Linked DNA regions of Homo sapiens: region 1 is linked to region 2. Evidence: read pairs that join two places in POLR2A ChIA-PET (ENCODE). Cell type or tissue: CD4-positive, alpha-beta T cell. All regions are shown on one strand. Links, peaks and the distances in the headings refer to the core of each region. The heading gives the core; the rest is flanking DNA.

Region 1 (16,115 bases), core at 7,681-11,680, 150 kb before region 2:
TCATACCATTGCACTCCAAGCCTGGGTGACAGGAGTGAAACCCTGTCTGAAAAAAAAAAAAAGAATGAGTAGGAGGAATACATGAATTAGAGAAAGAGGAGAGGATAAAACATAATTACAGAATATCTTATTCTTTTTTTAGATTGCTGTCATACCTCCTTCACGGCTGCCCCTGTAGTTTGTTGATAGGATTTTTTTAGAAAACAAATCTGTATTGAGTCCCTGCTCTAAGCTAGTGTAATAGATACCAAGGCAGTGCAGGTCATAGTTCCTGCTCTCAAAGCATGCACAGTCCCAATGGGGAGTTAAGACATCTCAGAACAGTTAGAGACAGCTCATGGTTAAGTGCCAATGGGTTTGGCCCATGAAAGAGCAGAAAAAGCTGAGTACATTGCCAAGGTTTGCTCCTGGGAGACTTGGAACAGTGGTAGCATTTATAAAAATGGAAAGTTGGGAAAAGCAAGAGGTTTGGGAAGCAGATATACCTATAGTGAAATGTCACAGTCTATATAAATTACTATTTGGCTATGCAAATGAGCAAGGCTGCAAAAATAATGTTTAGACTGCAGGGTGCCAGGAACTGTAATAATTCCTACCTTTCTAGGTTGTATGCAAAGCATTGTGCCATGTCGTTTGCTTACATTATAATTCAGTCTTCACCACTGTATAAGGCCTTTATGACCCCTATATTTTGGATGAGAAAAATGAGGCTTGGAGAGGGTGGGTTACAACCAGTGGGAAAGTGACAGATTAGGATTTGAACACAAGTCTGTTTTCAAATCACTGTGCTGTGTCATCCAGGAGGATGTGGGAGAGACCATCTCTGCCTTCAGGTATACGTTGAAGGCACAGGCAGGTGATCCAGCAAGCACTGACCAGTTCCTCAGACATTCAGCTCTTCACCACCACCACCCCTACACCCCCAACACCATCAAAGGGAACTCAGAGGAAGTGACCACTGTTGACCAGAGTGGTCAGGGAAGCCTTCAGGAAGGAGTTGAGTTTTGAGCTAGGCCTTGAAGGATGGGTGAAATTTGAATAGGAGAGGAAATGGAGGGAAGAGACTCCAAGCAGAGGAGGATGCAAATGCAAAGGAGAGGAGATGGACATGGTGGATAAGGAATGAACAGAATGGAGGATCTGGATTGGGGCCAAATGGAAAGCCAACTCTAGAAAATCTAGGTATGGAAGATCTTGAATGCTCTTGAATCTACTGTAGGAAGGAAAAAGTCTTAATAGGATTTCGAATAGAGATGGAAGGGTGGTAGGAAAAGAATATCTGATGGTGAGCTTCAAGTGATACTTTTGGTGAGGTTGCGATACTCAGAATGGATGGGAACTGGACGTTTAAACTAGATCAGGCCTGAGTTGATATTGGCAAGAGGGAAAATGGAAAAGAAGGAGATGGATATGAAAAATATTTTGAAGGAAAAAGCAGATGGCAATTGACTGGATTCAGAAAGAGAGGAAAGAAAAAAGAGAAGGATCTGGGACTTTATGTCGGGGTGGCCAGGAGAATAATGATACTTTTGAGATCAGGAGGAATGGCAGGCTGAGCTTGGTTTTGGTGACGACATAGTCTTTCTTTTGGGGAGAACAGGTAGAATGCGGGGGCCACAGGACTGTGGAATAGGCTAGGGAAGCTGAAGATACTGTGAAGAAGGGAGGAGAGAGAGAGAGAGACAGAGAGAGAGAAGCAAAGATTGGGGTACTGGAGTCAAGAAAACCAAGGGGGAGGAGGTCTCAGAGGTGGCCACCAGGTCAAATAGTAGAGATGACAAGAAGAATCAGGACAGGAAAGGGACCACTGGCTTTGAAAAAAATCAATATGCTCCTCCACAGTAAATCACTTTGAGGAGACTGTCACCTCTCTGTAAAAACTACCACATGAAAAAGGTGAAGGATGCCGGAAAGAGGATGATGATTCGGTACCCACAGCAGCTAATATTTCCTGAGCATCTTCTGCATGCTTGGGCCCTGGTAATAACAGGACTTTATCCTGTTGACAAGGTAGGTGTTATCGATACCTTTCTACAGAGGGAGACTGAAACCTAAAGAAATTAATTAACTCTCCCAAGGCCACATAAGGCAGAAATAATGAAAACAGGATTTCACACCAGGTCTGCATGGTCGTAAAGTCCCCACCATACACCATCTCTCCTCAGTGTCCATACTGCAGTGTGCACTGATGGCTCCATAATAATAATATGGGCGGGGCATGGCGGCTCACGCCTGTAATCCCAGCACTTTGGGAGGCTGAGGGGGTTGGATCACGAGGTCAGGAGATCGAGACCATCCTGGCCAACATGGTGAAACCCTGTCTCTACTAAAAATACAAAAATTAGCTGGGTGTGGTGGCGTGTGCCTGTTATTTCAGCTACTCAGGAGGCTGACGCAGGAAAATTGCTTGAACCAAGGAGGCAGAGGTTGCAGTGAGCCGACATCACGCCACTGCACTCCAGCCTGGTGACAGAGCGAGACTCCGTCTCAAAAAAAAAAAAAAAAAAAAAAAAAAGCCTGGTGCGGTGGCTCAAGCCTGTAATCCCAGCAGCACTTTGGGAGGCTGAGAGGGGCAGATCACGAGGTCAGGAGATCGAGACCATCCTGGCTAACACGGTGAAACCCCGTCTCTACTAAAAATACAAAAAAAAAAAAAAAAAAATTAGCTAGGCGTGGTGGCGGGCGCCTGTAGTCCCAGCTATTCTGGAGGCTGAGGCAGGAGAATGGTGTGAACCCAGGAGGTGGAGCTTGCTTTGAGCCAAGATTGCGCCACTGTACACCAGCATGGGCGACAGAGCGAGACTCTGTCTCAAAATAAATAAATAAATAAAATAAAATAAAATAAAATAAAATAATAATATGGACAGTGACCGTTTAGTGAGCACTTCCTGAGCAACATGCTGCACTAAATAGTTTACATATATTAACTTCATTCTCATGGCAGCCCTTTGAGGTAGGTATTATTAATCTCATTTTGCAGTGAGGAAATTGAAGCTCAGACAGGTTAAGTGACACCATCGAAGTCACATAGCCAGAAAGTTGTTGCAGTGGGCTATGTATGAAGCTATCAGTTTCTATTGCCTCCTCAGAATTTTTATTTTTTAATTTTAGAATGAAATTCTTGCTTGCTCCAGGCTGGAGTGCAGTGGTGTTGTGATCACAGCTCACCGCAGCCTTGACCTCCTTGGCTCAAGCTATCCTCTCACCTCGGCCCCCAAGTAGCTGGGACCACAGGCATGTGCCACCACACCTGGCTAATTTTTTTTTTTGTAAAGGTGGGGTCTTGCTTTGCTACCCAGGCTGGTCTCAAACTCCCGGGCTAAAGCAATTCCCCCGCCTTAGCCTGCCAAAGTGCTGGGATTACAGGTGTGAGCCACTGCGCCTGGCCCTCCCCAGAGTTTTTTTTTTTTTTTTTTTTTGAGACGGGGTCTCACTCTGTCGCCCAGGCTGGAGTGCAGTGGCACGATCTCGGCTCACTGCAAGCTCCGCCTCCCGGGTTCACGCCATTCTCCTGCCTCAGCCTCCTGAGTAGCTGGGACTACAGGCACCCACCAGCACGCCCGGCTAATTTTTTTGTATTTTTAGTAGAGATGGGGTTTCACCATGTTAGCCAGGATAGTCTCGATCTCCTGACCTGGTGATCCACCCGCCTCGGCCTCCCAAAGTGCTGGGATTACAGGCTTGAGCCACCGCGCCCGGCCTTCCCCAGAATTTCTTACAGAAAATTTCTACTCGGGATCCAGTAGGTGACCAGCTAGTGCTCTGAAGCTTTGTATGCCATTAATTGCTTAACGTCAGTATCACATGCGCTCTGGATGATTCTCGGTGGCTCCAATGCTGAGTGTGTGGTGGTTGACTCTACTGCATCAGTATCACTCAAGACTGCTCTATCGAGTTACAATGCCTCCTCTTTGTCAGGGTCCTGGCTTCCCCCAGGGCTTGAGGACAGTATGTGGCTTTTGAACTTGCTTTTCATCGGGGATGGAGAAAGCATGCGAGTTCACCCACTGCCTCAATTGTTAGAAGTGTCTGGGCAGAATCAGGCATATGTGGCTGGCCGATGTCTCTCCCTGGTAGTTCCAGGGGCCAGCCTCGCCTTCCTGTCTGAACTCGGCAGGGACAGGCTGGCTGGGTCGACAGAGGCATCTGCCTGGCAGTTGGGGGCCTGTGAGAATAGCTCTAGTTCTCACCCAGCAGCCTGAGTTGTGGCCTGGGCAAGACCTAGTGAAGGCACACGTTAGTCACAGCAGCCTGGGTGGGGAGGGGGCAGGCATGGGGAGTTCCCTGTGGAGTTCTGGGCAGAAGAGAAGAGCTCAGCTATCACTGTGTGACTGGTAGGGCAGAGTGAGGAGGGGCGTTAGGCCAAGTGCCTCTCTTCCCCTTGGTCGTTAGTCGAGAGCCTCAGGGAAAACGCCAGCCTTCCTGATCTGATCTAATTTCGAGCCCCCCTGCTGTGTGACAGAATGATTCTCTCTGCACATGGTCAGCCGCAGATTTTTCTCAAGGTGAAAGCAATTAGGGCTTCATTCCCTCCTCCCCCAGCTGCTAGAAATAAAAGGAAGATGGAAGAGAAGCTTCTGCCAAGGTCAGCCAGAATGCCCAGTCCTGTTCCTGTAATTGGCTCTGCCACCTGCTCACACCTCTCACAGGTTGTTGTGGTCTCAGGCATTTTGGTGTCCCCCAGGGCTGAGGCAGTGAAGACAGCAGGAGCTACTGCTTTTACATCTCTCTCCAGGACAAGAAAGAGGGCATCTTCACCCTGCCCTGGGTGGGGAATGTGCAGGAACTGTGTGAGCCAGGCCTGGGCGGCACACACAGATGGAGCTGAGCTGTTCTCTCCTTTCTCTGGAAGAATCAAAACCCAGGCAAGAGAAAAGTCATTGGAAGGTGGGAGAACTCATTCATTTGGTCAACTGCTAAACCAAGCACTTTGCTAGGCGTTCCTGGTCCCTGTAGTCTTGGAGCCAAGGGGAACAGAGTGGGTGCAGGAGGTGGAGGGATGGGGAAGTCAACGGGCAGGCAATTCCAAAGGTACCAAATGTCACAAAGGAGGACAGCAGGATACCACGGGAACCTGACCTACGATAGAAATTAGGTTCTTGGCTTTTTTTTTTTCCTTAATTTTTAAATGTATTGTCATAGAGATGAGGTTTCACTGTGTTGCCCAGGCTGGTCTTGAACTCCTGGGCTCAAGCAATCCTCTCTTCTTGGCTTCCCAAAGTACTGGGCTTACAGGTGTGAGTGACCAACCACATCCAGCCTTATTTTATTTTATTTTATTTTATTTTATTTTATTTTATTTTATTTTATTTTATTTTATTTTATTTTATTTTATTAGAGAAAGGGTCTTGCTTTGCTGTCCAGGCTGAAGTGCAGTAGCATGAACAGGGCTCACCGCAGCTTTGACCTCCTGGGCTATAAGTGATCCTCCTGCCTCATCCTCTAGAGTAGTTGGGACTACAGACATGCTCCACCATGCCTGGCTAATTTTTAAATTTTTCAGAGAGACAGGGGTCTCACCCTGTTGCCCAGGCTGGTCTTGGCCTCAAGCAATCCTCCTGCCTTGCCTCCCAAAGTGCTGGAATTTCAGGCGTGAGCCACTGCACCAAGCCTACCCCGTTTTTAAGAGTCTCGGGCTGGGTAAGGTGGCTCATGCCTGTAATCCCAGCACTTTGCAGTGTAGTGGCTAGTCTCTACAAAAAAAAGTTTTTAAAAAATGAGCTGGGCTTGGTGTGGTACACCTGTGTTTCCAGCTACTTGGGAGGCTGAGGCAGGAGGATCACTTACAGCCCAGGAGGTTGAGGCTGCAGTGAGTTGTGTTGGTGCCACTGCACTCCAGCCTGGGTAACAGAGCAAGATCCTGTCTCAAAAACAGATAAAAAAATAAACAAATAGAGATAAAATCTCATGGTAAAATATTTAAAAATAAAGGATAAAAATTGAAATCAGAAGCTCCAAATTACTCCCCACCATCTTCCCTGGTGGTAACAGCTGTTAACAGAGTGTTATGTACTTTTCCGGGGGACTTTCCAAATGTATTCAAGTGTAAGTACATATACAGGGCCGTCCTCTTTAAAAACGGGGTTGTTACTACGCTCCTATCCAGCTGGTGACTTCCCCTGCCTCCACTTCACAATATACCCAGGGCATTTTTTCCATGTTAGTACAGAGAGCTTCACCTCATTCTTTTTGGTGGCTGTGTGGTATAAGGAAGTGATTTTTGAAGGGTAAAACCTGAAGAATAAGTAAGATTAGTAAGGCAAAGGGATGGTTCTCTAAAGCACTGAGCCTGGGAAAACAAAAGCAACATAGATCTCTCTAACTATATCTCCTAATGTCTCCCTTCCTTCTGCGTTTAGACCCCCCGCTCCCTCTGCTGCCACATTTTTCTCTAATTTGCAAAGCAGTTCAGCTGTCTTTGTCTTGCCCTAGCTCTGGAGAGCTTCATTCTTCATGCCAAAGCAACTTATGAAGTATTTTCCCAAACAAAGAACCCTCTACCCAGAGAAAAATTGTGCCACTCCCCTAATAGACAAAAGTAGCTGCAGGCAGTTGTGGTTTAAAATAGCAATTAAGAAAAAAAAAATCTGTTACACCATAAAGCACCTGGCAGTTCATAAATGGTGGTTATTTGTTACTAATATTATTTTACATGTGTTGATGGATGGGTTGGCTGCTGCAAGTTCCTGTCCTTCATCCTGGGGTACCCACCTCTTGCTTGGCCACTTTTCAAGTGTAGGGATGGTTGTCTTACTTGTGTTTGTACCTCTAGCTCTCAGCACAAGGCCTGGCATAGAGCAGACACTCAGGAAGTGAGTGTCGAGTTGAACACTGAAGGGCTGGGTGTGCTGTTCCAAGCAGATACTGAGTCACAGACATTGTGGGCCTGCTGTGATCTGAGCCCCAGTATAGATGCTTTGGAACAGTAGAGAAAACAATCAAAAGAGAGGCTCTTGTCCTGGGGAACTTCATCAAGATGGGCCTCATGAAACTGTCACATCATATCACAAATTGTAAAGCATCCACAGTCCCTGGATCAGTACTAATTTTGGCTTTGGGAAGAGGGGATAAACTTTCCTTCACCCCCACCTTTAGGTATAAAATAGATACGGTAATGTGCACAAACCTTAAATGAGCAACTAGATGAATACTTTCTGTTTTTTTTTTTTTTTTTTTTGAGACGAAGTCTCGTTCTTGTCGCCCAGGCTGGAGTGCAATGGCGTGATCTCAGCTCACTGCAACCTCCACCTCCCAGGTTCAAGCAATTCTCCTGCCTCAACCTCCCAAGTAGCTGTGATTACAGGCACCTGCCACCAAGCCCAGCTATTTTTTGTATTTTTAGTAGAGAAGGGTTTTCACCATGTTGGCCAGGCTGATCTCAAACTCCTGACCTCAGGCGATCTGCTTGCCTTGGCCTCTTAAAGTGCTGGGATTATAGGCCTGACTCACCATGCCCGGCCTACTGTCTGATTTTTTAAATTAAAAATATTTTGTTTTTGTTTTTGTTTTTAGTGACAGGGTCTTGCTATGTTGCCCAGGCTGGAGTATAGTGGCTATTCACAGGTGCAATCATAGCTTACTGCAGCCTCAAACTCCTTGGGTCAAGCAATCCTCTTTCCTCAGGCTCCTGAGTAGCTGGGACTATAGGCACATACCACCACACCCAACTTGAAGTTTTATACATGTATATACCTGTATAACCATCAACCAGATCAAAATCCGGATTATTTCCAGGACCCTAGAAGGTTCTCTTGGCCGCCTTTCAGACATACCCCCTGTCACAATAGAAACGATTATTTCTGACCTCCATTACCATCAACTAACTATACCTGTTTTTGAGATTTTTCTAAATGGAATTGCATGGTGTACATTATTTTTGTTCTGGCTTCTTTCACTCAATATTATAGCTATAAAATTCATCCATGTTAGTACTTAGTACTTGTTTTTTTATGTATGTGGTATAGTATTCTATCAAATGAACATATAACAATGGAGGCATTTGGGTTGTTTCTAGCTTTTGGTTATTCTGAATAATGCTGTTACAAACATTCTTTTACATATGTCTTTTTGGTAGACTCAACCATTTATTTTTCTTGGCTATATATATTTGAGTGGAACTGCTAGGTCAGAGGGGATACGTATGTTTAGTTTTAGTAAATACCGCCAGTTTTCCAAAGTGGTTGTACCAGTTTACACTCCTTTCAGTGGTGTATGAGAATTCCAGTTGTTAATATTGTCAGTCGTTTTAATTTCAAATTTCAGCCATTCTGATAGGTACGTAGTGGTATCTCACTGTTTTAATGTATCTACCCACATAGTAATAAGTAATAATATTTTTTGTTTTGAGACAGGGTCTTTTTCTGTTGCCGAGGCTGGGGTGCAGTGGCATGATCATGGCTCATTGTAGCCTCAACCTCCCAGGCTCAAGCAATCCTCCTGCCTCAGCTCCCTGGGTAGCTGGGACTGCAAGTGCATGCCAACACATCTGGCTAATTTTTAAGTTTTTTGTAGAGATGAGGTCGGGCTATGTTGCCCAGGCTGGTCTTGAACTCCTGGCCTCAAGTGATCTGCCCGCCTCGGCTTCCCAAAGTGCTGGAATTACAGGCATGAGCCATCAAGCCCGGCCAGTAATAATGTTTTTACATGCTTGTTTCTTGTGCTATTTGGCCATCTGGATGTCTTTGTTGAAGAGTCTGTTCCCACTTGGTCCCCTCACCCAAGGATGTCTCTCCTACACTCAGTAACCATTTGATGACCTTAACTGATGGTCATTCAATGGTCATCCTTGTGCTGATCACACCCAGATCTCTGTCCAGAGATCCTGCTCCCAAATGCCATACCCACATATTCAGCTGGCTCTTTGATATCTCTAACAGAATGACCCATGTGCCCCTCAGGATCAATATCCAAACTAAAAGCTTCATCTCCTCTTCAGCCCCTAATCCATTTTCCTTCCTTTCTGCTCAGGCCACTCCAGGGCACCCAGACTGGCCCATCATCTTCATCCTCACGGACTCTGTGAATGTTTAGGCCCCAATCTCACACATTTCAAGAAATGTGGCCAGGCGTGGTGGCTCACACCTGTAATCTCAGCACTTTGGGAGGCCGAGGCAGGTGGATAACTGGAGGTTAAGAGTTCGAGACTAGCCTGGACAACATGGTGAAACCCTGTCTCTACTAAAAATACAAAAATTAGGCAGGGGTGGTGGCAGGCGCCTATAATCCTAGCTCCTTGGGAGGCTGAGGCAGGAGAATCCCTTGAACCTGGGAGGCGGAGGTTGCAGTGAGCCGAGATCACGCCACTGCATACCAGCCTGGGTGACAGAGCGAGACTCTGTCTCAAAAAAAGGAAGGGAGGGAGGGAGGGAGGGAGGGAGGGAAGGAAATAAAAATATGCACAGCCTGTTTCCTTTCCCCACCCCACACCCTCTTTGCCCTGGATACCTCCTCCTTGGGTCTCAGCTTACATGCCACTTCCTCTGGTTTAGGTGTTTCCTCTGCTGTCTTCCAGTGCCAGTTCCTTCCTGTCAAGTCATTTATCACACTGGCTTATAATTACCAGTGTCAATGCCTGAATCCCTGGATCATCTGTTGTTTTGCCTGCTCAGCATTCTTTCCCCTCCTCTCAGTAGTCTAGTTTTCGCTAGGAGCCATCTCTCCATTCTTGCTCCGTGTGTTGGGGTGTGGCTGCAGAGAAGGATGTGCATATCACCCAGGCCCGACAAGTCAGCATATTCCATCCTTTAGTTCTGTAACTGGGTCAATGTTAAGCACAGAACCAAGGTAGTTGATCAGAGCAATCTTAGGATTTTTGCTGGAACAAATGGGAAAGAAGCATTCTTTTTCTGAGGGGGTTACTACAGGGCTAAGATGAAAGCCTGGAGCCTGGGGGATCCTGGTCTGGGGAGTGACCCAGGCCTACCTCACCACACATTTTGGTGGGAGATCTCCCTTCCACATTACTAAAGCACATAGATTCTACAAAAAAACATATCTCCACAGCCCTTTTGCAATTCTGGTGCAATAGTGGATTTTCTAATTATCTTCATTTAGCTTTGTTGTCAAACTACAGAGTAGTAGGGGTTTTTGTGTGTGTGTATGTGGTTTTTTTTTTTTTTTTTGACACGGAGTCTCACTTTGTCGCACAGGCTGGAGTGCAGTGGTGTGATCTCACCTCACTGCAACCTCTGCCTCCCAGGTCAAGTGGTGATTCTCCTGCCTCAGCCTCCTGAGTAGCTGGAATTATAGTCATGCACCACCATGCCCGGCTAATTTTTTTGTATTTTTAGTACAGACGGGGTTTTGCCACGTTGGCCAGGCTGGTCTCGAACTGCTGACCTCAGGTGATCTGCCTGCCTCAGCCTCCCAAAGTGCTGGGTTTACAGCTGTGAGCTACTGCGCCCAGCCTGAGTAGTAGTTTTTGAGAGCACAGATTCCGCAGTAACTTAAGGGTTTGAATCTAGCACTGCCATATGTCACATGTGACTTTGAGCAAACTGCTTAGACTCTCTGTGCCTCAGTTACGTCATCTGTAAAATGGAGATGATAACAGTACTTACTTTATAGTGTTTTTGTGAGAATTAAATGAATTGATTAATGTAAAAGGACTTGTTTACACTGTGGGGAAAATACCACCCGGGACATTTCACAAAGGAAGTGAAAGCAAGGCCAGGTTTCCAAGTGGCTAAAGATGGCTTTGCTGGCAGTGGGGAGTGTGACAGGCTAATAGCCTGAGCGTCTTACCAGTAACTGCTAGTGAATTCCCTTGTTTTCTCTATTTCATCTGTTGTGTGTTCTTAATCTCACACTGACATCTCCGATGAAACCCTTTTCAAGTGTTTGGCATCTCATGGGGGTTTGACAGCAAGGGTGGTAGCCAAGCGGGTTTAACTCCAAAGGGATAATGGTGGTGTTTGCTGCAAAAACTTGAGAGGTAACATTGTTTACAGTGTACAGAGTATTTCATTTGCATATTAAGTTCACTGACTGCGATTCTAGCACGTATATAACCACGTTACACAGAAAATTCAGAAACTCCTCCAGCTACTACCTAACTCTGGAACTGCACATACCTGGGACATAGTAAAATATTGCAATCTTAATAATATAGACTTTGGCCAGGCAAGGTGGCTTATGCCTGTAATCCCAGCACTTTGGGAGGCTGAGTTGGGTGGATCACCTGAGGTCAGGAGTTCGAGACTAGCCTGGCCAACATGGTGAAACCCCGTCTCTACTAAAAATACAAAAATTAGCTGGGCATGGTGATGGGCACCCGTAGTCCCAGCTACTTGGGAAGCTGAGGCAGAAGAATTACTTGAACCTGGGAGGTGGAGGTTGCAGTGAGCCGAGATTGCGCCACTGCACTCCAGCCTGGGCAATGGAGCAAGACTCTGTCTCCAAAAAAAAAAAAAAAAAAAAAGAGAGACAGAGAGAGAATATAGGCTTTGGGGTTGGTCATACCTGGGTTTAGGTTTCGTCTCTGCCTTTTGCTTGCTTGTGTGAACTTAAGCTAGTAATTTATCCTTTCCGAGCCTCACTTTTTTCCATGGAAATGGATAAAGTAATTGCTCCTAAGGTCGCTTCATGGTACAGTCCAGGGCTACCAATCACAACATATTCTATATATCGGTAGCACATATCTTACAAGGTGGATGTAAAAATTAAATGAGATGGTTTCTGTATTGCAAATAGCTCAGCGATGGGCTGATAGCACTTAGTACATCTTAGTACATGTTAGTTGCTATTATTAGGTATTTATGTGCAGAAGTCCTTCTGATAATAATTGTCATAATAGCAAGAGTGGAGTCGGAAGAACTGATGAGGAAGGCTTTCTGAGGAAATTCTAAGTTGTTTTATTTTTATTTATTTATTTATTTATTTATTTATTTATTTATTTATTTATTTGAGATGGAGTCTCGCTCTGTCGCCCAGGCTGGAGTGCAGTGGCGCGATCTCGGCTCACTGCAAGCTCTGCCTCCCAGGTTCACGCCATTCTCCTGCCTCAGCCCCCCGAGTAGCTGGGACTACAGGCGCCCGCCACCATGCCCGGCTAATTTTTTTATATTTTTTAGTAGAGATGGGGTTTCACCATGTTAGCCAGGATGGTCTCGATCTCCTGACCTCGTGATCTGCCCGCCTCAGCCTCCCAAAGTGCTGGGATTACAGGTGTGAGCCACCATGCCCAGCCGTTTTTTAATTTTTTTAATTTTTTAAATTGTATGTCCTCTGGTGTTGAAACTGAAAGATTCTAAGGTTTAAACTGGATTTGAAAGGTGGAGAGTAACTCATTTTGGCAATGAAGATTAGGGTGAGTGTCTTGGGAATAAAAGAAAGAGGGAACAGGTGTCTGCGTGACCAAAGTGAGATACTTGGATGCAACTCAGCCCCGTCCTCAGGGCACTTGTGGGCTTCTGCCAGTAGTGGGGAATCCCAGAACCTTCTCTGGCTTGGCTACAGAAGGAAACAGACATCTCCTATGGAGAGAAAGGAAAGTCACGGAGCTGCTGTCTGGTGGTGACTGGGGCCACAGTGGCAAGCAAAGAGATGTCTGTGGGGCAAGGGAACTGGCAGGGTGAGGCCTGAGGGTCAGCCCAGGATTCTGGTCACTGGGAGGCTGAGCTAGAGGCTTCTACCTCCTGCAAAGTAAGCTGGGCTGGTCTGTGGATTCTTTCCAGATTCTCAGAATTCCAACCTCCTATAGGGTCTTCTCTAGGGAAGGAGGGACACAGATGTATAGAAAAGACCAAAGGGAATGATGAGAGTTTGAAAACTCTGGTCTGGCCAGGCTCAGTGACTCATGCCTGTAATCCCAGCACTTTGGGAGGTCGAGGTGGGAGGATCATTTGAGTCTAGGAGTTCAAGACCAGCCTGGACAACAAAGCAAGACCCTGTGCCTTTGATTGTTTATTTGTTTATTTATTTATTTAGAGACAGTCTCGCTCTGTTGCCTAGACTGGAATGCAGTGGTGCGATCTCAGCTCACTACAACCTCCGCTTACCAGGTTCAACCCGGAGTAGCTGGGATTACAGGCATGTGCCACCAGCTTATTTTTGTATATATATATTTTTAGTGGAGATGAGGTTTCACCATGTGGCCCAGTCTGGTCTCAAACTCCTGACTTCAAGTGATTTACCTGCCTCAGCTTCCCAAGGTGTTTCCCAAGATTACAGGTGTCAGTCACAGTGCCCGGCCCTGACTCTGTCCCTTTAAAAACAAACAAACAGGCCAGGCGCGGTGGCTCATGCCTGTAAGCCCAGCACTTTGGGAGGCCGAGGCGGGCGGATCACAAGGTCAGGAGTTCGAGACCATCCTGGCCAACATGATGAAACCCTGTCTCTACTAGAAATATAAAAATTATCTGGGCGTGGTAGCACATGCCTGTAGTCCCAGCTACTCAGGAGGCTGAGGCAGAAGAATCACTTGAACCTGGGAGGCAGAGGTTGCAGTGAGCCGAGATTGTGCCACTGCACTCCAGCCTGGAGACAGAGCGAGACCGCGTCTCAAAAACAAACAACAAACAAAACAAAAAAAACCCTCTGGCCTGAGATTCCAAATTGTCACCAGCCATCACGGGGCTGGTGGAGAGACAGTCAGACCAGGCTGTGCTGCTTTCTGGGAGAGCCAGCCATCTCCCATCTGCCCCTGCAGACCCACGCTTCACTCTTCTCTGTCCTGTTCTGTGTCTGCCTTGTCTGGACACATCAGCAGGCTGCTTTGCCTTCTGGCTCCTTCTTGGGCTCAGCCACTGGGGACACTGGGTCTGAGGGGCCAGAAGGGAGAGAAGTTGGGTAGTTATTCCCTTGCTCCCTCTACAGGTTGACAGGGTATCCTTGATGGGCAGTCACAGCTCTTCTTAAGGAGGCCTCTTTTCCAAAATTCCCTCCCTCAGGAAATGCTCTCCCCTGTCCCTTCAGGCCTAAGGGTGGTGGCAGCTCCTCAAGTGTTGCTAGCCCCGGGCCACTGTGCTGTCCCTATGGTTTCTGTGCACCCACTCACACCATCGTAAATAAACCCTCTTCAAATTATTCTAATTTTAGTGTGTCATCTGTTTTCACTTGGGACCCTGACTGATACATTTGCCAAATAAGGATTCTTTTGGTTGTCTTAAGGGAAAGAGAGAGAATTATTGCCTCATTATTGCTTCATGTACCCGAAACGATGTACAGACATTAGACATGTTTGTTCAAGAGTTTAGGCAAGAGCTTACTTAGAGTTGGCAGCTTCAGTCTCTTTCTCTCCTTCAGCTCTAGTTCCTCTGGGTGTGCTTTCCATTCGGGCACTCTCTCTACCTAGCAACTTCCAGCAGCTCCAAGCTTATATCCTCCCAGTGTCAAGTCCAAAGAAAGGTTCATTTCAGCCTGGGTGCAGTGGCTCATACCTGTAATTCTAGCACTTTGGAAGGCCGAGGTGGGTGGATTGCTTGAGTCCTGGAGCTCAAGATCAGCCTGGGCAACATGGCGAAAACCCATCTCTACAATAAATACAAAAGTTAGCCAGGTGTAATGGCACATGCCTGTAGTCCCAGCTACTCGGGAAGCTGAGGTGGGAAGATCACCTGAGCCTGGGAGGTCGAGGCAGCAGTGAGATGTGATTGCACCACTGCATTCTAGCCTGGGTGACAGACGGAGACCCTGTCTCAAAAAGCAAACAAACATAGCCAGGTGCGGTGGCTCACGCCTGTAATCCCAGCACTTTGGAGGCTGAGGTGAGTGGATTACCTGAGGTCAAGAGTTCAAGACCAGCCTGCCAACATGGTGAAACCTCATCTCTACTAAAAATACAAAAATTAGCTGGGTGCGGTGGCAGGTGCATGTAGTCCCAGCTACTCAGGAGGCTGAGGCAGGAGAATCACTTGCACCTGGGAGGCGGAGGTTGCAGTGAGCCGAGATCACACCACTGCACTCAAGCCTGGGTGACAGAGACTCTGCCTTAAAAAAAGAAAAAAGCAAACAAACAACCAAACAACTCCCACCCCAACAACAACAAAAAACAAACAAAAAAGAAAGGTTCATCTCTATCCCAATGGATCTGACAAAGTTCCAGTATTCTCATGGACTTGGCATGAGTCACAAGGCTACCTCAAACCAGTCACTGTGACCAGAGGGATGGAACACGTAATTGGCCAGATGTGGGTCATGTCTTGCCTCTAGAGCTTGGAAGAGGTGTGTTGACCCCACCTAAGTCAACAGGCCTGATAGTAGGGGCAGGCAATTCCCAAAAGTCAAGGTTTTCTCACCAGAAGGAAAGGAAAGGCACAGATGCTGAGTAGGCCCAAACCATGAATCTGTTTTTTTTTTTTTTTTTTTTTTTAAGACAAAGTCTTACTCTGTCGCCCAGGCTGGAGTGCAGTGACGTAATCTTGGCTCACTGCAGCCTCTACCTCCCAGGTTCAAGCAATTCTCATGCCTCAGTCTCCCAAGGAGCTGGGACTACAGGTGCCTGCCACCACATCCGGCTAAGTTTTGTATTTTTTGTAGAGATGGTATTTCACCATGTTGGCCAGGCCGGTCTCAAACTCCTGACCTCAAGTGATCCACCACCTCAGCTTCCCAAAGTGCTGGGATTACAGGCGTGAGCCACTGAGGCTGGCCTCCATGAGTGTATTCTACTTGGCTATGTGAACTTGGATAAATGACCTAACCTCTGGAACTTCTGTGTTCTTTCTTCCAATACTATTAAGAATAATGATTATTGAGCAGTTACTGTGTGCCAGGACCTACATCGAGGGTTTTAGATGAATCTTTGTTTGGTAGCTCTCATTGTTTCCCCCTCTTTATAGATGTGCAAACCAAGACTCAGAAAAGTAAAGTGGGCCAGGCGCAGTGGCTCATGCCTGTAATCCAGGCACTTTGGGAGGCCGAGGTGGGCGCATCACCTGAGGTCAGGAGTTTGAGACCAGCCTGGCCAACATGGCGAAATCCCGTCTCTACTAAAAATATAAAAATTAGCTGGGCATGGTGGCAGGCATCTGTAATTCCAGCTACTCAGGAGGCTGAGGCAGGAGAATCGCTTGAACCTAGGAGGGGGAGGTTGTAGTGAGCTGATATCATGCCACTGCACTCCAGCCTGGGTGACAAGAGCAAGACTCCGTCTCAAAAAAAAAAAAAAAAAAAGG
Region 2 (16,115 bases), core at 8,170-12,169:
TAGCAACTCAGATATTTTTTATTGATGTGTATAAAATCTTTACACCACGTAGCTATTAGCCATTTTCCATTTTCCCCACTCCCAGGTGACATTTTAGTTTTAGTTATTTTTCTATTATACACACCCTAAACGTTTTATCTTTCCATCTTTGCATTTGTGATTTCTTTGAGTTTATACAACAAATATTATGTGAACATCTGATCTGGATGGCAGGTGCATGAAGAGGTATGGGAGTAAAGGACACTCCAGTTCCTGACTCCAGAAGGCCTCAGTTAAGTTGGGAATACAAACTGGAAAACAATTACAATATTGCCCTGCTAAGTTCTAGAAGAGTAAAGAATTGCAACAGCAGCAGAGGTTGTTTGCACGCTCCCTCTCTCTCTGTACCGGGCCCCATTCTAAGAACTTGCATATACTATCTCATTTAAAACCACAACAATCCTGTGATTTAGCTACTATTTTTAGCCCCATTTTACAGACGAGGAGAATGATCCTCAGAATGGCCACACGACTTACCTAAGCACCAACAGCCAATAAGAGCTGAAGCCAGTATTCGAAATCAGGCAGTTGGACTTCAGAGCTTGCCTTCTTAACTACCATACAAAACTAGCTGTTAGGGCAAGGATGTGGTGGTGATGCCAACAGAGGTGATAGGCATGGAGGTGTACATCAAGGAAACCCTCCAGGAGGAGGTGAGTCAAAGCTGAGAATAGAAAGACAGAGACAACTTCACCATCAGGCAAGGGGGTGTGGAGGAACGGACATTCCATGAATAAGGAAGAGCTCTTCCAAAGGTTTGGAGACGTAGCCCCTTGAGAGATGGTAAGCTGGCCAGAAGCCTCAAAGTTGAGGTGGTTCTATTATTGTTTACGTTTCCTTTATCTGTTTCTTCATCACAGGCTCCATGTTAGGTGCTGGAGATACAGTGATGAACAAGATATTCAAGGTACCTGCCTACCTGGAGTTTACAGTCTAATTGAGGGACACAGGAAGGAAGCTGTACTGACCATTTATCTTTCACTGCTGCTCAACAATTTAAAAAATTCCTGTCTGTGAGACTCTGTCTCAAAAAATGAATAAATAAAATTAAAAGAAAGAATACATGTAAAATGCTTAGCACACAATAAACACACAAGTATTGGTTCCCTTTCCTTTCCTCTTGTTTTCTGGAGGATTTTTACTTATTGTGGAAAAGAAAGCAATCCTTTCAGCATTTCCTTTTGTGTGTGTGTGTGTGTGTGTGTGTGTGTGTGTGTGTGTGTGTGTGTTTTCTTTTCGTTTTTAGAGAGGTCTTGCTCTGTTGCCCAGACTGGAGTGCAGTGGCGTGATCATAGCTCACTGCAGCCTTGAATTCCTGGGTTCAAACGATCCTCCCCAGTAGCTGGGAATACAGGTTTTTAAACGTTTCTGATGCAGCAGGACAGCTTGCCTGAACTTACAGTTGATTGGCTGTCTATTGGTGAAGAACTACTTCTAATTAAATTCTCCAGATTTTTTCTTCTTTAACATAACTTGTTTTTAGCTTAAAATTTCCAACTTCTTTTGCATTCGAACTACTTACTAGGGACCCAAGAAAGCAATCAAGTGGAAGACGTTGGAGTGGGATTCCTGATATCTTGAGTTCCTCCTCAGAGCCAAGTGAGCCTCCCTTGCAGCTAGGGTGCAGGCATGTGACCTTGGTTCCTCCAATCATCCTTGCCCACCTGAGACGCCAACTGAGTGATGAGCTATGCATGGGAATAGCTGTGTGCAGGGCATCCTTTTTCTGCCAGCCTGGTGGCAGTTAAAGCAGTGTGGCCTGGAGTCAGTGACAGTGGTGGCAGGTCCTCCATGAGTCTGATTCTGCAATATGCTTCTTGGAGAGGCTCTTGAAAGCTGCATCCAGATCCTGTTTCTCTAACATCCCTAAATAAATTTTCCTTCTACGGAAACTAGCCAGAGTGGACTCTGTTGTCTACATGCAAGAATACTAATAAACACGCAAATAAACAAATACATATGGAGCTGAACCTTGAACAACACACGTTTGAATGGTGTGGTCCACTCTCATGCAGATTTTCTTCTGCCTCTGCCACCCCTGAGACAGCAGGACCAAGCCCTCCTCTTCCTCCTCTTCAGCCTACTCAGCATGAAGACGACAAGGTTGTGAAGACCTTTATGATGATCCATGATCTGTTTCCACGTAAGGAGTAGTAAATGTATTTTCTTGTCCTTATGATTTTCTTAATAACATTTTCTTTTCTCTAGCTTACTTTGTGGTATGAATACAGTATATAATATATATAAAACATACAAGATATGTGTTAATCAACTGTTCATGTTATTGGTAAGACTTCCAGTCCATAGTAGGCTGTTAGTAGTTAAGTTTTGGGGGAGTCAAAAGTTATTCACATACGTGGATTTTTGACTATGCAGGGGTCAGTGCCCCCATGTTATTCAAGGGGCACACACTGAGGAACTAACAGTTTGAGAGGTTAAGAGTGTGGCCTAGAGTCACCCAAAGCTATAGCCGGGACTGAAACCCAAGAGAATGAGAATCGAGAGCCTGGACTCTTATAGGATGCTGTCAGATCAACGCCCCCACCTGGTGACAGCAGTCCTATATGGGTTACTCGTATCCTCAGGTGATCATCCTGCTCAGCGTGGGCAAAACATGAATTTCTTCTCGCTTGTTAGGTGCAGAGGTTGCAGGTGGCAGGGAAGAGAGCCTTTGCATGTAGTGCCTTGGCCCAGGGCTCTTGAGCTCTTGCAGAAATCTCCCTTGAGGACTGCAATGTGATGGAATTGTGTATGTATTTATTTAATTCATTTAGGGAGAGTTTTGCTCTGTTGCCCAGGCTGGAGTGCAGTGGCATGATCTTGGCTCACTGCAACCTCTGCCTCCTGGATTCAAGCAATTCTCATGCCTCAGCCACCAAGCATCTGGAATTACAAGTGTGCACCACCATGCCCGGCTAAGTTTGTATTTTTATTTTTATTTATTTATTTATTGAGACGGAGTTTTGCTCTTGTTGCCCAGGCTGGAGTGCAGTGGCACCATCTCGGCTCACTGCAACCTCCGCCTCCTGGGTTCAAGCTATTCTCCTGCCTCAGCCTCCCAAGTAGCTGGGATTACAGGCATGTGCCACCACACCAAGCTAATTTTGTATTTTTTAGTGGAGATGGGGTTTCTCCGTGTTGGCCAGGCTAGTCTTGAACTCCCGACCTCGCCTCAGCCTCCCAAAGTGCTGGGATTACAGGCGTGAGCCACCGCACCTGGCCAATTTTTGTATTTTTAGTAGAGACAGGGTTTCTATGTTGGCCAGACTGGTCTCGAACTCCTAACCTCAAGTGATCTGCCCACCTCGGCCTCCCAAAACGCTGGGATTACAGGCATGAGCCACCATGTTCCTTTGTCCTGCCAAAGGAAGAGTTTTAAAAATGAACTGAGGGTTCAGGTCAAGAAAGATTTAAAATAACAATGGTAGGCCAGATGCAGTGGCTCACAGCTATAATCCCAGAGCTGGGACTGTGTAAACCGGTGCCTGGCCAGGATTGTGTATTTTTATTAATGTTATTGTCATGAAGTTCTGTATCCATCTCAGGGTCAGAAATGAGGGAGGGACAGGGGTTTGGAGCCTGATAGACCAGTCCCAGGAAGGGAAGGAAGAAACAACCCATGAGTGTGGCCCTGAGGTCATGGACCATCCAGCCCCTGCATGTCTGCTTGAAGAAGGCTGGCTCAGTGGCCCTGGAAGTCAGATTTATGCCCTTTGACATCACTGCTAAGATTCCCTGCAGAAGGGAAAGTGGGAGCTCCTGCCCACAATTCAGGATCTGCTTTAATTAAACCAGTGTCTTGTCCTAGGTAACAAAACAAGTTGCCAAGAGTGCTGAGCTGATGGCAGGGGAAGTCAATCGCACAGAAGTTGTTTACCCACTGGCAGGACCAGCCTGTTAGCAACTCAAGATGTGAAGGGTTTTTCTGTTGATGCATTTCTTTGCATTTTCCAAGGCTGATGGATCAATAGTTACAAACAGCTAAAATAAATGTGTCTCCCCATACCCTCAGACTGGAAGATGGACTATTAGATAACTCAGGTGCCCGTCAGGCGTTACCGCTGTCAGCAGCTGCTATCCATGACCTTGCTGCATCCTCACAACAGCTTTGTAAGTCAGGGCTGCTGTGTCTGATTCAGAGAGATGGAAACTGAGGCTCAGAGAGGGGACACCATTACCCTGAGTCCCAGAGCTGATTGGTCATCAACCACAAGGTCTCTGCCAGTATCGGTTGTTTGCTTTTATATATATATATATATATATATATATATATATATATATATATACACACACACACATATGTAATATATATATGTAATATATGTGTGATATATATATGTAATATATATAAAAAAATCAATGTTGTTAGCATTGTCAGTTTCCCTGATGATCCTCTGAGAGGAAACACTGCTTGCCCAAGGTCACACAGCCACTGAATGGCAGGGCTGGGGTGAGAAGCCAGCGCGTTTGATCGCAGAGCCTCTGGTCTGAGCTTGCCAGCCGAGCAGTCTGGCCTCTGCACGCCTGCCCTGGAAATCAATGAGAGAAAGGCCAGAGGCATCAAGATTTGTGTTTCTCTGAGAGGCCCCTGAAGGGAGAGGCAGGCTCCTTCCCTATTCACAGCACCAAAGGTGTCAGTTCCCAGCTCTGAAGGACCTACTCCCCAAGGCTGCCGCTCTATTTTTAACCTTGAATCCATCAATAAACGGAGCCTGGCAGAGCAGTCTGCCTGATATTAAGAAGAGAGGAAGGGACCGTTTATTAAGCACTTTCTGAGTGCTGGGCATTATGTGAAATGCTTGACATGGATTATGTACTTAAATCTCCACAGCATTCGTATAAAATAACTACTGTTATCACAATTTTATAAATAAGGAAAAGGAAGCTCAAAGAGGTTAGGGGACTTGCTAAGGCCAAGCAGCTGAGGTGCAGAGCCACAGTCCCAATGCAGATCACACTGAAGTGTGATGTCCAAGTCCAAGTCCATGACCTTTCTTCCTAACCCCCTGGCTCTAATGCAGCATGACTCTGACCATTGGGCAGCCTGTTTGGAGGTGGGGTGGGATGGAGCTGAGAGTCAGCAAATAATCGCTCGAAGTACTAGGGAGGTGCAGGCAGGCAGGAAGGAATCACTCGCTCCAGCCGGTTGGTTGGGAAAGGTTTCATGGAGACTGAAACCCAGACCTTGGATTCCCCAGATGGAGGAAGGAAGGGCCTGGCAGGCAAAGGATATTAGGTACTTTTCATAAGTTATCCCCTGACATCAACAGTGGTGATGAATCAGTGTGAGCTATTTGGAGGCTATTACTGACTCTCTTTTACAGATGACTAAAAGTGAGGCTTTGAGGGATCAACTCACTGCCTAGGGTCACCGGGATTGGAATCAGAGTCTGGAGGATTCCAGAGACCATGACACTACCCTGGCCAATGAGAGGGTGTGTGATAAAAACAGTTGCAGGCAAATGGACATTTATCTAAAGTGTGGGAGTGAAGAAGATAAGGTAGGTTTCAAAGGCAATAGAGAGGCAGGTCTTTTTGTTTTGTTTTGTCCTTTAAGTACGTTTGTTCATATACACTGAAGTTGGCAGCTTTGGCACTAAAGTGATAAAGCTTTTTGGAGGCTGGAACTGGAGGACAGACAGACTCAACCAGGGGAAAGGGCATTGTTTGTGCGTGATAGTGGCTGGGCAGAGGGAAGGGAAGGGCAAGGTTCAAAGTTCAATGTGTCCAGCAGCTCTGAGATCCCCAGGACCAGAGGCCCAGCCAGGGCTCAGGGTCCGGAGTAGCAAGTGGCAGGGGTGAGTGAGGGAGGGGTGAATTGGAGTCTCAACGGCATTTGATGTTTGTCATCAGGGGAGTGGAAAGTCTTCAAGGAGGTAGGAGATATATCCCACCCCACAATAATGGGGGTACAACAAAATGTTAAAGAGACCCAGAGCCCCCAACAGCCAAAACTTCTGGGGGCTAAAAGAGCCTCCAACAGCCAAAACTGGAATAGTTCGAGCAACAAACCAAATAAAGTAGCAATGGATTACAACCCAAAGTATAAAATCAATACCCGTGAGTCCAGAGCAATATAAATGACTGAACAAATGATATAAATAAATGAATGAGAAGAGACAAATCTCCCATACAGATTCCAAATAATTTATGTAGATAGTCCACCCTCAAGGAGGTGGCACATGAGCCCCACTGCTTAAACGTGGGCTGTGCATCTGTGCATAATGACTTCCTTCCTAAGGGTAAGTATGGAAGGGAGCATGGACAGGAGAAGAGTCATCTTCTCAGTGAAGAAACCTGACAAACCCTAGCCGGGCCAGGTGACCCAGGTCGCCATTGGCAGTATAAAGCATGTTGATCCAAGTGTGTCCCTCAGCAGCCTGGGTCAGGCTGCCAGCAGCACCTGGCGGCCTCAGAAAAGGGCCACTTTTCATAAGCACAAGCACATGCACCTGCAGCAGTCAGCGCTCCGGTTTCCTCCTGGCTGTGTCGGTTCACATGCCCTCGGGACAAGGATCAGGAGCCTTGGAGCATCTGGCTGTGTCCATAGCAGCTAGCAGCTCAGAGGCACAGGAAATCCAGCCACCTTGGCTGCAGCCCAGGACTTAGAGGTGCAACCAGGTTGAGTGGTGACTGCATAGAGCACTGTCGGAGGCACAAACAATGACCAACACACTTGCCAGTGACCCACAGCTAGTTAGCAGTGTCCCGGGGCAGTAGGCATGACCTTCGGTGCAGAAGAGCAAGGGCCTTGGGAGGAGGCCCCAAGGGGCACGGGCACCTGGCAGCTTCAGAGGGTCCTGGTGCTGGTGGCCCTGGGGGGACAGCGGTGTCCATCTCTAGGCAGGAACTGAGCCTCAGGACATGGAGCTGCAAGCCCTGTAACACTGAGCCTCTTGCTTGAGGCCCTGAGGATCTGCTCTGGTTTTCCAGTTCATAAGATAGACAACCATGAACACGTCCTTTAGCAAATCAGAGAACCTGGGAGGCGGGGTGACAAAGTGAGCTGCGGCATGTTGGGCTGGGTCAGTGGAGCTGTGGACAGCAGTGGTGACTGCTGGCTGAGCGGCCCCACTGCCTTCTGCTGAAGGGCCTGGAAGGGCCTGACGTGCACAGTGCAAAGCAATGGTGCCTGCTGCCTGCTGGCCGAGACTAGGCGGGCACAGGATGGGCAGGTTAGGGAGTGCCCCGGGCTAGCGTGATTTGCAGAAACTGCTCTGCCTCCAGAATTCACCTCCTAGCTGCTCAGTGTGGTCCAGATCCGCCCCTGCTTCCCTCCTTCCCACAGCTCATAAAGCCAGGTTGAGGGATGTGCACAAAGGCATCCATGGAAAATGAAATTTTGCCCTCCCCACCCTTCCCCAGCAGCTTGAGAAGCCAGTTCCCAAAAATCAGTGCATCTCAGGAAGGCGAGACTGAGAGCTCCCTCAGCTGAATCCATGATGGATCCTTCTGGGAGCCAGAGGGAGCCAGTGAAGCCCCCAGCCTCCTGCGTAACGACGGAAGGGAGTCCTGCCAGACGACAGCTGCCTGGGGCTGCAGGAAGGTGCCCTAACCCTGGGAACCTCCTGGGAAAAGCAGAGTGAGGCTGAGTCCATACCCTAGATGGCTGCTGAGTTGGGGAGGCAAGGCTGACACCCAGATTTCTGGCTGGGAGAACACAGTGGAAGGATCCCAGGACCTGAGATGGGGACGAAGGAGGAGGAGCAGCTGGGGTAGGACCTGGGCACTGGCCACACGACATAAGCAGGCATGGCTGGAAGTGGAGGTGGCTCCTCTTGGGCAGGACAGGACCCGGCGCATTTCTGCCCTGACTTCACTTCTGTCCTGCTGGACCTCAGCCAGGGAGGCCCAGCCCCTACCCTCATCAATGGCAATTTCCCTGCTTCGGCAGCAGCACCTTGGCCTCCTCCGTCATCACCCTCATCTCTCCCCAACTTATAGGATCCCCTTTGTTCTCCCTCTCTAGAAACCTGCTCTCACCTGGCCTCCCTGAGACTCACGGGATTCCGAAGCCTGCAGCCCACTCAGCCAAGGGCCAGTCCTGCAGAACCTCCCAGCTTCCAGATCTGGACTCGCTTCAGCCACAGACTCTTGGAAGAAGGGAGAGAGAACTAACTACCAAGTGTTAAGTGCCTTCCGGTCTAGGTGCTCCTCCATCCTCAGCCTCTCTGACACCTCATAACTGGCAGCCCTGGGATTTGAATCTGCATATGTCTGGCTGCAAAGTCAATGCTCTTTCCTCGAGAGGACTGTGATGCCCCCATTACTCTTTTTTGGGGGAGTGGGGGGACACGGTTTTGCTACGTCACCCAGGCTGGCGTGCAATGGTGCGATCTTAGCTCACTGCAACCTCTGCCTCCCGGGTTCAAGCAATTCTCCTGCCTCAGCCTGCCGAGTAGCTGGCATTACAGGTGTGCGCCACTATGCTCGGCTAATTTTTGTATTTTTAGTAGAGACAGGGTTTCACCATTTTGGCCAGGCTGGTCTCGAACTCCTGACCTCATGATCCACCCACCTCGACCTCCCAAAGTGCTGGGATTACAGGCATGAGCCACCTCGCCCGGTCCCCATTGCTCTTAACACGGAGTCTGCCCCTTGCTTCTGCCTCTCCATCACCCTCTCCTCCCTGGCTCCTCCTTATTTCACTATAAACTCAGTTCTTCCGTTTCTAGACATGCCCTCCACCTGACCTTGCAATCTTCTCCTTCCTTTGGCCACCAGGCTTCTTACCCGGCTCTCTTCTGTTGCATCCCTGGTGTCCCGCCCCTTATCCCCCTGAGGTTTCATCAACCTCCCTCCCCTGCCAACCACTCCCCCAGAGTCACCAGTAACCCGGGGCCTCATGATTAGGTCCTTTCTTAGTCTTTATATTTCCAGGCCCCCCTACAACAACTGACACTCTCAACGGGTAAACTAGCTCTTGAAAAAAATAAGATTTCTTTCTACTTCTGACTTTAAAAGAAACACACACATACACACAAATGCATATATATGAAAGATAGAGAACGAAAGAGAGAGAAAACCACCAAGAGCCAGAAAACTGGTCATTAAGAAGCCTGATGGGCTGGGCATGGTGGCTCATGCCTGTAATCCCAGCACTTTGGGAGGCTGAGGCAGGAGGATCACTTGAGCCCAGAAGTTCGGGACCAGGCTAGGCAACATGGTGAGACCTCATCTCTACAAATAATTTTTAAAGATTAGCCAGGCCTGGTGGTGCACGCCACCAGTAGTAAACCTGTAGTCCCAGATACTTGGGAGGCTGAGGTGGGAGAATTGCTTGAGTCCAGAAGGTCGAGGCTACAGTGAGCTGTGATCGTGCCACTGCACTCCAGCCTGGGCAACAGAGCAAGAAGACCCCATGTCAAAAAAAAAAAAAAAAAAAAAAAAAAGGCCAGCATGGTGGCTCACACCTCTAATCCCAGCACTTTGGGAGGCTGAGGCTAGTGGATCACCTGAGGTCAGGAGTTTGAGACCAGCCTGGCCAACATGGTGAAACCCTGCCTCTACTAAAAATACAAAAATTAGCCCTCATGTGGTGGTGGGCACCTGTAATCCCAGCTACTCAGGAGGCTGAGGCAGGAGAATCGCTTGAACCCAGAAGGCGGAGGTTGCAGTGAGCAGAGATCGCACCACTGCACTCCAGCCTGGGTGACAGAGCAAGACTACATCTACAAAAAAAAAAAAAAAAAAAAGAAGAAGAAGAAGAAGAAGCCTGACAGTACCAGGTGTCAGAGAGGATGTGGGTTCACTGGGTTTCTCAAAGGCTGCAGATGGGAGTGTAAATTGGCACAAGCACTCAGGAAGACAGTTTGGCGTGAGTCTGTAAAGTGGGACATTCACTTATCCTCTCTGGCAGCTGCCTCTGGTGCCAGTATTGCCTCTCCTCCACTCACCTCTAATTTGCGCCCCGGCTGCAGTTCCCTTGACCTCATGACTCACCCCACGCTAACAAGTCCCACCTCAGCACAAGTTATACGTCTTTTTGTTTTCAGCCCAAGCCCAAGCACAGCCTAGAGGTGCAGGGAAGATAACATGCCAGGAGCAGCCCTTGACAGATGGGGCTCAGGAGCTTGCAGATAAAAATGTCCCTGTCATCCATTCTCTGGGCCCACAGTTCCAAAAATCAAGTTCTCCAGCAGTGACCTTGATCTCTTCCCCATCTCACTCTGCCACCTTACTCCTGCTTCCTGGGCTTACCCCACAAATAAACAACCAACAACAGACGCAGGTAGCAGCTTAGTCTCTGTCTCACGCTCTGCTCTAGGGAAACCCAAACTAAGACAACTATGACCTAGCAATTTCCCTCCTTACTTCATATACAAGAGAAACTCTTACCACATACACTAGGAAACACATGCTAGAATGTTCCTGTCAGCACAAAACCTGGAAATAATCCAGAGAACCACTGAGAGGAGAAGAGACACATACATTTTGGAATAACATACAATGAAATATTACACAGGAGCTGGGCAAATGCAACAATATAGATGAAACTTAGCGATATAATTTTGAGTGGTAAAAGGAAATCCTGGCCGGGTGGTGGCTCATGCCTGTAATCCCAGTACTTTGGGAGGCCAAGGCGGGCCGATCACCTGAGGTCAGGAGTTGGAGACCAGCCTGGCTAACATGGTGAAACCCTGTCTCTATTAAAAGTACAAAAAAAAAAAAATTAGCCTGGTATGGTGGCACATGCCTATAATCCCAGCTACTCAGGAGGCCGAGGCAGGAGAATCGCTTGAACCTGGGAGGCAGAGGCTGCAGTGAGCCGAGATCACGCCTCTGCACTCCAGCCTGGGCGACAGAGTGAGACTCTGTCTCAAAAAAAAAGAAAAGGAAAAAAAGTAAATCCCAACATATCACATTAAAAAATACATATAATTTGGGGAAACAGATGTGGGTGTGATAAAACTACATAAAAGAGAAAGCAAAAGAACACAACACAGGATTCATATTAGGGGTTGCGGTGGGTAGATAAAAGTGAGGAGAATCATATCAGTCTGTGTAAGTTCTTATCAGTATTTTAGTTTTCGTCTTGGGCAGTGGTTCCATGGATATTTTTATATTATTAAAATAGGCACCCTAATAGATAAATTCATAAATGATTCAAAGAAGGCCTTTTATGGACCGATGATGAGAATGTGTACTATATACCCAATTAGTATGACAAACCTCATTCTATGCAATTGAAGTCCAATTAAAAAGTATAATAAACAGGGCTGGGTGCAGTGGCATGCCTGTAGTCTTAACTATTCAGGAGGCTGAGATAGGAGGATCACTTGAGCCCAGGAATTGGAGGCTGCAGTGAGCTATGATTGCACTACTGTACTCCAGTCTGAGTGACAGAGCAAGACCCTGTCTCTTAAAAAAGTAAAATAAGATTATTATTTAAAAACGGAAAAATACATAAAATCACAATGAAGAAATAAAAGTTACCATCCAGAGATAATCCCTAGCTATCAACATTTAATGGATATTTTATACATTGTTCCTGTGAATAAATGTCTGTATGTGTTATCTGTATAATGGAGGTGATACTATATACAATTTTTTGAAAACGTTACAGAAATTTCAAGTCCTATATATTTATTGTAGAGTAATGAAAAAACACAAGAGGCCGGGTATGGTGGCTCACGCCTGTAATCCCGGCACTTTGGGAGGCCAAGGTGGGCAGATCATGAGGTCAGGAGATTGAGACCATCCTGGCCAACATGGTGAAACCCTGTCTCTACTAAAAATACAAAAAAATTAGCCAGGCGTGGTGGCGGATGCCTGTAGTCCCAGATACTTGGGAGGCTGAAGCAGGAGAATGGCGTGAACCCGGGAGGCGGGACTTGCAGTGAGCCGAGATCACGCCACTGCACTCCAGCCTGGGCGACAGAGCAAGACTCCGTCTCAAAAAAAAAAAAAAAGAAAAGAAAAGAAAAAAAAAAAAAGAAAATGCAAGAGGAGAAAAGAAGCAATTGAGAAAGAGCCACTGTCAACATTCTGGTGGATTTCCTTCCATTCTCTTCCTTTGCTTAACAGCACATTATGACACTTCCTCCACATCATTCAATATTCTTTGAAAACACTACCTCTCTCTACCTTAAAATTCTTTTTTTTTTTTTTTTTTTGAGATGGAGTCTCGTTCTGTTGCCCAGGCTGGAGTGCAGTGGCACAATCTCAGCTCACTGCAACCTCCACCTCCTGGGTTCAAGCGATTCTCTTGCCTCAACCTCCCGACAAGCTGGGATTACAGATGCCCGGCAACACGCCCAGCTAATTTTTGTATTTTTAGTAGAGACGGGGTTTTGCCATGTTGGCCAGGCTGGTCTCGAACTCCTGACTTCAAATGATCTGCCCGCCTCAGCCTCCCAAAGTGTTGGGATTATAGGCGTGAGCCACTGTCTCCAGCCTTTAAAATTCTTAAAGTAGTAATTTGGCAGTGGAGAAGTCTGGAAAGCACTTTCTACCAAGCGGTGGAGGTTAATATCACCTGTGGCTACCACGCACCCCCTCCTCTGATGTGAGAAGGCATTTTCCCTGTGCGGCATTCTTTCCAAAACCCCTGAGACCAGTTTAATCTGGAGAAAAGCATCAGGGAAATCCAAATTAAGAAACACTCTACAAAATACCTGACGATTACTCCTCAAAACTGTCAAGGTCATGAAAAACAAGGAATGACTGAGAAACTGTCACAGATCAGAGGAGACTAAGGGCATGGTAGCTAATGCAACGTGGTAGCCCGCACGGGAGCCTGGAACAGACAGAGGACCTGAAGGGGAAAACTGGTGGAATCCACATAAAGTTGGAGTTTAGTTAATAGTAATGTACCAATGTTGGTTTCTTAGTTTACGCAGAGACCACAGTAATAGAAGATGTTAACAATGACAGAAAATAGGTGAGGGGTAGATGGAACTTCTTATATTTTTGTAACTTTTTTGTAAGTCTAAAATTATTCCAAAATAAATAATTTATCAGGGAAAAAAAATCCACAAACCCCCAAACAGTCTTTCCTTGGCTTCCTCGAAGTCGTGCCATTGTGTTCTTCCTCCCTCTCTGACTGCCTCTGGGTGTGTTTTCATATTAAACGACAGGCACCACCTTAGGCCCTGTGAATGAGCTGGCCAACAAGGCAGACCCAGTCTGGTTCTCGCCCTTGTGGGAATACAGTCTGGCGGAGGGACTTTGGATGGAGCTGGACTTGAGGTTGGACATAGTTCCGCTTATCTCCAGCGGAGCAATCCCTAGCAAGTCATGGATTTGAAGCCCACCTTTCCTCCTCTGTAAAAAATGAATAATGAGCAGGGTGCAGTGGCTCATACCTGAATTCCCAGCACTTTGAGAGACTGAGGCAGGAGGATCACTTGAGCCCAGGAGGTCACTTGAGCCCAAGAGTTAGAGGCTGCAGTGAGCTGTAATCATGCCACTGCACTTAAGCTAGGTGACACAGCATGACCCTGTCTCTGAAAAACAAAAAAAAAACAAAAAACCCCACAAAACTATATTAGCTAAATACTACCACAAGGAAGCAGTTACCAATATTAATATCAGAAAAACTGAATTAAAGCAGAAGAACATTAATAGGAAGAAAAGGCACATTTGGCACTGATGAAAGTTATAATCTCCAAAAAAGATGTAAAAATTTATGAATTTGCATGCTCCTAAAAAAGTGTTTTTAAATATATATAAAGCAGGAACTTACAGAGGTAAAGGGAAAAAATTGACACGTTCGTAATAATTGTGTGAGATTTAAAACATTTTTTTTTTTGAGATGGAGTCTCGCTCTGTTGCCCAGGCTGGAGTGCAGTGGCACAACCTTGGTTCACTGTAACCTCTGCCTCCCGGGTTTAAGCGATTCTCCTGCCTCAGCCTCCCGAGTAGCTGGGATTACAGGTGCCTGCCACCATGCCCAGCTAATTTTTGTATTTTTAGTAGAGACAGGTTTTCGCCACATTAGCCAGGATGGTCTCGAACTCCTGACCTCAAGTGATCTGCCTGTCTTGGCCTACCAAAGTGCTGGGATTCCAGGCGTGAGCCACTGTGCCCAGCCGATTTTTTAAAATTTTATTTAAAAGTTTTTTTTAGAGACAGGGCCTCACTCTGTTACCCAGGTTGGAGTGCAGTGGTGCTATCATAGCTCACAGAAGCCTTGAACTCCTGGGCTCAAGCAATCCTCCACATCCTAGTATGCCTTCCTGTAGAGGATAGAAAGCCAAAACTCTTTCACAGATTCCCTTACAATGAGTGTTTCAGATGTGAATTATTTTCCAACACTTACTGCTATTGTGCAAGATCTGAAAAGCAGATGAGAGGCCAAGACCATTGTCCTTTTCCGTGGGCTGTTACTGCTTCCAAGCACAACTGTGGAGCTATCGAGTTTGCCCGCATCAATGTCTGGCCCCTAGTGTTGTGTATGTGGGCAGTAGAAGCAGCAGTGGCAGTGCCTGTATTAGACCTTTGTATTGTTACCCTAGCAGTGTATTTATAAATACAGTTCTAATGTGTGTTCTAGGCCCAGCCTCGGGTCCACTCCTATAGCCTGCCAGTGACTTTTTTTTTTTTTTTTTCATTTTTTAGATAGGGTCTGGCTCTGTCACCCAGGCTGGAGTTCAGTGGTGCGATCTCGGCTCTCTACAACCTCTGCCTCCTGGGCTCAAGCCATCCTCCTACCTCAGCCTTCTAAGTAGCTGGGACTACAGGGATGCGCCACCACATCCGGCTAATTTTTGTACTTTTTGTAGAGATGGGGTTTTGCCATGTTGCCTGGGCTGGTTTTGAACTCCTCTAAGCTCAAGCAGTCCACCCGCCTCGGCCTCCCAAAGTGCTGGGATTACAGGCGTGAGCCACTGTGCCTGGCCTCCCAGTGACTTTTGAAACACCCAGTGCCCTGTATTAAACCTCATTGTGCTTAAAATATCTAGAGTAGTTTTTGTTTTCTGCATTGAACACTGATTTCTGTAGATTCAAGTTACTATAGATTACTATGGATTTGAAAAACATGAGTAAAAAGCTTGAGGTAAGAAAAGCTTAAACTGTTGGCCAGGTGCCGTGGCTCACACCTGTAATCCTAGCACTTTGGGAGGCCGAGGTGAGTGGATCATGAGGTCAGGAGTTCGAGACCAGCCTGGCCAACACAGTGAAACCCCCGTCTCTACTAAAAATACAACAATTAGCCGGGCACGGTGGCGGGTGCCTGTAATGCCAGCTACTCGGGAGGCTGAGGCAGGAGAATTGCTTGAACTGGGAGGTGGAGGTTGCAGTGAGCCGAGATTGCACCACTGTACTCCAGCCTGGGTGACAGAGCAAGACTCTATCTCAAAAAAAAGAAAAAAAGAAAAGAAAAAGAAAAAAAAAGGAAAAGCTTAAACTATTAAACTGAGAATTTCAATCATTTTTCAAGCATACAATGAATATTAACAATGACAGTATATCAGATCACAAAGGAAATCTTAAAAACTTAAAAAAAAAAGCAACATTATGTAGACAATTTTAACTGATCACAATGCAGTAAAAGTATATTTTCATTTTCTTTTCAATAGAGAGACGGTCTCGCTATGTTGCCTAGGCTGGTCTCAAACTCCTGAGCTCAAGGGATCCTCCAGCCTCAGCCACCAGAGTAGCTGGGATTATACACGTTCATCATCATGCCTGGCTGAAACATTTATTTATGTATGATTTATTTATTTTCAGTTAGAGATGGGGGTCTCACTATGTTGACCAGGCTGGTCTTGAACTCCTGGCCTCAAGTGATCCTCCTATCTTGGCTTCCCAAAGTGCTGGGATTACAAGCATGAGCCACCATGTCTGGCCTGAAACTACATTTATTTTTAATAATAACAGGTAGCCACCGGGTGTGATGGCTTATGCTTGTAATCCCAGTGCTTTGGGAGGCTGAGGCAGGAGGATTGCTTGAGCCCTGGAATTCAAGACCAGCCTGGGCAACATAGAGAGACTTCATCTTCACAAAAAATAGAAATGTTAGGCACTAATACTTTGTTTCCCTAGACACCCTGTCTCTAGGCTGGGAATACACGCATGCACCACCATGTCTGGCTAATTTTTGTATTTTTTATAGAGACAAGGTCTCACTG

Evidence for each region. ChIA-PET counts read pairs that join two places held together with the same protein. Peaks named below come from ENCODE experiments on the same cell type or tissue, not always from the same donor. Only the 100,000 strongest peaks of a DNase experiment are listed, where the experiment ranks them.
Region 1: POLR2A ChIA-PET joins it to region 2 with 5 read pairs; 7 of 35 experiments call an interaction of 5 or more read pairs at or near these places.

What each region holds. Positions count from the first base shown.
Region 1 is chr1:31,975,602-31,991,716 of GRCh38, reverse strand. No RefSeq gene overlaps it. Among named protein-coding and RNA genes, the nearest start is that of KHDRBS1, 30 kb to the left of the region's middle. RefSeq lists an enhancer at 6,295-6,364. In CD4-positive, alpha-beta T cell, for the core only: no CTCF peak of the experiment used is centred there; DNase peaks (open chromatin) are centred at 9,446 and 10,106; H3K4me3 peaks cover 312 bases; H3K27ac peaks cover 1,658 bases.
Region 2 is chr1:31,821,197-31,837,311 of GRCh38, reverse strand. No RefSeq gene overlaps it. Among named protein-coding and RNA genes, the nearest start is that of SPOCD1, 13 kb to the right of the region's middle. RefSeq lists a silencer at 2,510-2,579 and enhancers at 9,729-9,918, 10,009-10,108. In CD4-positive, alpha-beta T cell, for the core only: no CTCF peak of the experiment used is centred there; a DNase peak (open chromatin) is centred at 9,801; H3K4me3 peaks cover 649 bases; H3K27ac peaks cover 2,006 bases.